2 separate regions of the Homo sapiens genome follow, and region 2 is linked to region 1. The links are chromatin loops, found by intact Hi-C in ENCODE. Cell type or tissue: Caco-2. All regions are shown on one strand. Each heading gives the region's core, and the rest is flanking DNA. Links, peaks and the distances in the headings are about the cores only. Region 1 overlaps CNTNAP2 (contactin associated protein 2). Region 2 has its middle 110 kb from the start of C7orf33.

The links. Peaks named below come from ENCODE experiments on the same cell type or tissue, not always from the same donor. Only the 100,000 strongest peaks of a DNase experiment are listed, where the experiment ranks them.
Region 2: a loop joins it to region 1, with 2.1 times the contacts of the local background. A loop is called at or near these places in 1 of 110 quality-filtered maps.

The regions. Positions count from the first base shown.
Region 1 is chr7:148,338,184-148,341,095 of GRCh38, forward strand. The region is part of intron 21 of CNTNAP2 (contactin associated protein 2); the gene reads left to right. Among named protein-coding and RNA genes, the nearest start is that of C7orf33, 250 kb to the right of the region's middle. RefSeq lists enhancers at 1,040-1,570, 2,190-2,795. In Caco-2, for the core only: no CTCF peak of the experiment used is centred there; a DNase peak (open chromatin) is centred at 1,258; H3K4me3 peaks cover 1,904 bases.
Region 2 is chr7:148,480,787-148,483,698 of GRCh38, forward strand. No RefSeq gene overlaps it. Among named protein-coding and RNA genes, the nearest start is that of C7orf33, 110 kb to the right of the region's middle. In Caco-2, for the core only: no CTCF peak of the experiment used is centred there; a DNase peak (open chromatin) is centred at 1,295.

The DNA.
Region 1 (2,912 bases), core at 316-2,815:
ATACAATATGCTGATGTGAGCATTTAGAAAGATCATGTATTTAAACAATTATTAGAGTAAGGGCTGGCTATGGTGACTTAATTTTTTGGTTTCTGACACCTATAATCTGATTTGAAGTGTGTCATTCTGTGCATCATGATCCTTTTTGCAGAACCTGTGTCTATTAGAAAATCCAGATGAAGCAGGCTCTTCCTGTTGTCCTTCATTTGGAAAAGACAGAAGAACAGAGCGCTTTACGAAAGTCAAGTTACAGCTTCCTAATTTTCTCTCCCATGGACAAACTCTTCCCTCCCCCCACCCCGACCTAGCCTCTTACCCACTATCCTTTGCAAATTCCTATCTCTTATATTGCCCAGTAATTGGGGCGTGGGGGGGTGAGGGGGGGGTGAGTTACTGCTGATGAACCAGGAGGCAGAGCAAGGTTTATTTTGCTAAAGGCTTCAGCTGCTACTGCCTGGACCTCAATAAGCATTTTCTGCTCTTTCCTATCACTACTGTCTTCCCTTTCTTTGAGAAGCAACATAAAGATAAAAAGAAAAATACTTGATTTTGTAGCATGCCAGAATATTAAGATGCTCCTGAAAAGTGTGGGATTTAAGGCTTCTCAAAAAAGAGCAGAGGAGGGAGTGAGAGAAGAAGACGGAGAAGGAGGAGAAGGGGAAGAGAAAGGGGAGGTGGAAGAAGAAAAAACCACCATCAGAAACTGAGTATTACACAGGACGTAACCTGTGCTCTGAGAGTGAAGGAGGCCACACAGCAGTAGAACCCCGACAGGAAAATCAGAAAACATTATATTTTTTCCCAGATCCCAGAGTATCAGATGTTCCATTCAGAAATAATCCCTATTGACCCAGTCTCTGTGTCTCTCTCTCTGCCAATAGCATCAAGCACAGTAACCCTTTCCATGCTAATCCCGTTATTAATGCCATCCACAACAAGCGTAGTGTAAGTAAGACACGAAGTGTAAAAAAACTTTCTTCCCCGCAGTCCGGGCTCTCAGAGCCCTCCTTGTAGGTCAACAGTATCAAAGGTGCTTAACGCAGATACACCAGGAGGCTCAAAGCCCAAACATCGAAAAAAAAAAAAAGACCCACTCTTGTGCTGTGTGTATTGCCCACGGGTGGGAGGATGCAAGTACAATTACGTTTTTTAAAACTCCAGTCCAGATATTGGCTTTTCCTTGGATACTTTTGTGTGGCTCTCCCAGTACAGTCAGATCCGCCGCCGCAGCCTAGCGCTCCACCCCGGGTTTTGCGTCCTCCCCTCACCTGCCTTTCAGTGGTGCGGGGTTTGATCCCGAGAGCGGTGGACTCAAAGCTGCCCGCCGGGACTCGGGCTGCCGGCCGACAAAGGACGGTCCTCGGGGGTTCTGAAGTCTGACCCGGCCAGTGGGAAAGCCACCTGCATCACAAAGCGAGGGGCACACCTGAACCGGGGCTGGCGGGAAGAGGCAAGTATTGCGCGCGGGCTGGCTCCCACATGGAGCTGCCTCCCGGTGCAAGTGTTGCAAGGGTGCGCTGCTCCAGCCCGGGGAGCGCGGGAGGCGGCGGAGAGAGCGTCCGGGTGATGAGCGGGGCACTGTAACTGGATTTTAACACCTCTGCAAGCAGCGCTTTTGGTCAAAAAATTTCCGATTCTTGATCTTCTCTCTGCAAGGTCGGGGGTTCTTTGGGGAGTAAATCACAGCGTTTGGGTTTGCATTCGAAGCACTACCAAGTCTACTCCACAGGGTCACTGCACGGGGAGCAAGTAAAGGAAAACGAGGAGAATCTGAGAGTGCTCCTTCGTGCAGTGTGTGTGTGTGTGTGTGTGTGTGTGTGTGTGTGTAGGCAAAGCTGAGATTTACATGGTGTGAACTGTTAAATGTTAACAGTTAAATCCCACACTTTTCAGGAGCATCTTAATATTCTGGCATGCTATAAAATTTTTGAGACTTGTTTAAAGAAGGGGACTTCCTTTTTAATTTAGAACAAATTAGTAGTTGTTATAACATTATAGATACTAATCAGTAACAATACTAGTAGGTAATGCTTTCTGTAAGTAGACACACCCCAAAAGTATCTGAAAAGTATCACCAAAACGGAGCGTGCTTTCACACTCCTGCAAAACAAATTAGCCCTTAAACAGAATAATTAACATCCCGAGGGAAGATAAAGCATATAGGTTCCTTGAATCATTACGTTACATTTAAAGTCGGTCCTGTTCAGTTTGCCTTTGTCCCTAAGGAGTAAAAATAGCATCAAATTGCTTGTTTGGTTTTCCCCTTTTGAAACTCAGCATAGTGTTTGGTTATCCATGAAGGTGGCTTTAATATTTCACCCTCATATTTGGCAGACAGTTCTGGACTTGCTCCTCTCCCCGTAGGGACTGAGTCCCACTGGCAGTGTGTGGAGAATAGAATTGATTCTCGCTTTTTCTTTGCATAATACCTAATCATCACCATTAGCACTTCAGACGTTCACAGCTTTCTGAATAGGTGTCATTTCTTCCACATACCCTATTGATTTGCATCATTAACAATTGAAAGGAAGCTCTTCTTTTGATTAAGAAGCCAAACAATTAGGAAAGCGTGGATTCTTTCATAGTATTTATTGAGAGGCGTCTCCACCTGATCTAGGCTGTGTTTAATGGGATGAGAGAGACTAAGAGAGAACAGAAAGTGTAATTACCGCCTCTCCAGGCCCGTCTTTACTTTTTCCAGAAACAGAGAATTATGAAATTATTTGTAATGTTACAAGGACCCTTGGAGCTCTTCTAGTGCAAGTCAAGTTTATTTCACAAACGGGAGGTCTAGACAGCCTTTGTTTCTTCTGAACGGGTCTGCAAGGCCAAGATCTGGATTCTGACCCACAGCGACTGCTGATCCAGGAATTCCATGCACATATGCTATGCACTTAGCGCTGATTGTGAAG
Region 2 (2,912 bases), core at 253-2,752, 140 kb after region 1:
TAAAATATCAGTCATGCTGATGCTGAGATATTCTGGCCTCCAATGCTGACAGAAAATGAAAGTTTGACAATTTGGGACCACATGCCTGAGCCCCAGGCCAGCTGGGCCTGGAGAACACTGAATTCCCTCTTGAGCAGCTGAGAGCCAAGCCCAAGCTTGCATGGAGTATTTGGAATCAGCTGAGGCATTTGACCATTTTGCAAATTCAACCAATGTTTATTAAGAGAGTGATTGGGTTATTTCCAGGCAAACTCTCCTCCTTTTTTAAAATTTGAAGTTTGATCTAAAAGTGAAAGTAGCACAATACAGGAGAAAGGGCCCGATCCTGACAGCCAGTTGAAACTGAGTCTGAATTTCAGAGTCATCATTTTCTCAATAATACGTCTTCAGGCGGGTTACTTACACTTTCCAAGTCTCTGTTTCCTCCCCTAAGAAATGGAGGTGATCTTGCCTTGTCTTAATAGTGTTGTTGTGAGAGTTAAAACAAAGCAATAAGTAAACAGAAGAAGAACACTGGACCACATAGGCACTGAATGGATGAGAGCTACTTTGAATTTAATCATTCTGTTAGGAACTGGTCAAATAAACCTTTGGCCTCCAGCATCCTGCCAACCATCTGGTCATTAGTCTCGTGCCCAGGCTTGGGGGGAAGTTCATAAGGGTGCATGAACTTCAACTTACCAAGGAGAACTGCATCCCAAAAATCTCATATTACACTACTCTGATTTCTGGCAGAAAAGAAAATGGAGCACATAGTAAAGAAGACAGAGTACACACACACACACACACACACACAAGGTCACAGAGGTCCCCCCTGCCGCCACCCCACAACTTCTGGATGGGCTGTAGTGAAGCCGTAGCATAGGGAAGCCCCTGGCCAGGGCAGAAGGAACAGCTGTCACACGGCTGAGATGATGCTGTCTTCTAACAAGGAAGCCCTGGCACAGCCAGATCAAAGGAGACATTCTTGTCCTGATGAAAGCCCGACGAAGCCTGACAGGTAAACTTTGGCTCTTCCAGCTAAGGCAGCAAATCCAAGTTTTCCTGGCCACAAGAGTTGGGACACTTCGTGCACAAAATCCCCATTCCCAGTTCTACCTGCAAAGCAAAAATATTCCACTTGCATGTTGCTTTTATCCGTATAAAGCCAAACTCGCCTGGCAGACTTGGATCCAAGGGTTGATGCGGGGCTCTGCAGTGGGGCATCTAGGAGAGGCAAAGCTGCCTGTTCCAGCCTGTCCCCAGGGCGTTCGTGTAATTCCAGACACTAGTAATTACTCAACCTTCCCCCTCACCCCAGGGCTTCCTCCAATCTGTAACAAGCCCCAAACCATCTGGAGACGAGCGGGATCCTCCCTGGCCTCCGCAGCTTCAGGACACATCCAAAGGAAGCTGCCATCGAGCATCAAACGGCTTTGCCAACAGATCACATTTCTGGAGCTCTCGCAGTCTGAAGGGATTCGAGATGACAGATGTAACCCACATGATCTATGACAGATACAGCCATGGAGAATGTCAGCGTTAATATTTAATATTATTTGAATAACTGCCCTGTTTGTCTCACTTAACATGGCAGGCACCGTGGGCTGGCAGCCCGTCTCCCCGGGTGTTTGGCGGGGAACGAAGCTTGTAGAAAATGCTCGGTCAGCAAGATGTTCAGTAATTCAGATGTGAGATTCAGATTTGCTTTGAGAAATTACATTAAACTTGTTAAACATGAATTAGGGAGACCCCAAAGCGCTGGATACACAGAATTCCCTTCGTGCAAAAGTAGTTACAAGCACCACAGAAATTTACCTGTGGGGTTTGAAGGCTGTATTGATGACAACAGCTAAGAAAAGGTGTAACATTTAGGGAACTCATAAATAAAGATCTTTATTAAGATACGGTGCTAACTTCTCAGTCTACGCCTCCAGGGCAGGAGCAGAGGCACCTTCTCTATTTTCCTATGCCCCTCCCACCCACTCCTCTCTCCTCCCCGTTACCCCCACCATGCAGAAACTGGGGCCTGCTGTAGAATCACTAACAATGACTTCAAATGCTGCTTTTTTTTTTTTGAGACGGAGTTTTGCTCTTGTTGCCCAGGCTGGCGTGCAATGGCAGGATCTCGGCTCACTGCAACCTCCATCTCCTGGACTTAAGCAATTCTCCTGCCTCAGCCTCCCAAGTAGCTGAGATTACAGGCGCCCACCACCACGCCCAGCTAATGTTTGTATTTTTAGCAGAGACAGAGTTTCACCATGTTGGCCAGGCTGGTCTCAAACTCCTGACCTCATGTGATCCACCCACCTCGGCCTCCCAAAGTACTGGGATTACAGGCGTGAGCCACCACACTCAACCCTGCTTAACTTTTGAAGCCTGCAATTCACATATTCCTCTTGACATCCTTTCCAAGATTCACTTGCATGAAGGGTGTGGCTGCCTTCCAGCAGCTTCACATGTAATGGTTCTTTAGAGAAGTGGAAGCAAGGGCAATTGCTCTGGAGCAACATTCTAGGAAAGTGCTTGGTGCTGTTGATGGGGTAAGGGAGGGGCATTTGGAATACTTCAAGAAGACTTGAGCCAAATCATCACCTTGGGGTGATTACACACCTGCCCTGCGCACCACCCAGAAGCTGGAGGCCGGGGAGAGGTTCACCGCAGAGCCTGGGAGAGGCCTGCGGAAGTGATCCTCAGCTGTCGGAAGGGAACACACACTCAGGAGATGTGAGGGAACATTCAGGGAATACACACTCAGGCCATGCTTTGCAACGGTCTTCTCCATCCCTGTGTCACTCTGGATATAGCCAGGGCCAGGACCAGGGGGTGGCAGGCAAAACCAGGGCCTAGGGCACCAATCCAGGGAGGCGCTGGAGCTCAGGGTCGTACTAGTGCAGAGGCGGCGCCTGAGGGCCGGCGCCTCCTCCTTGGGT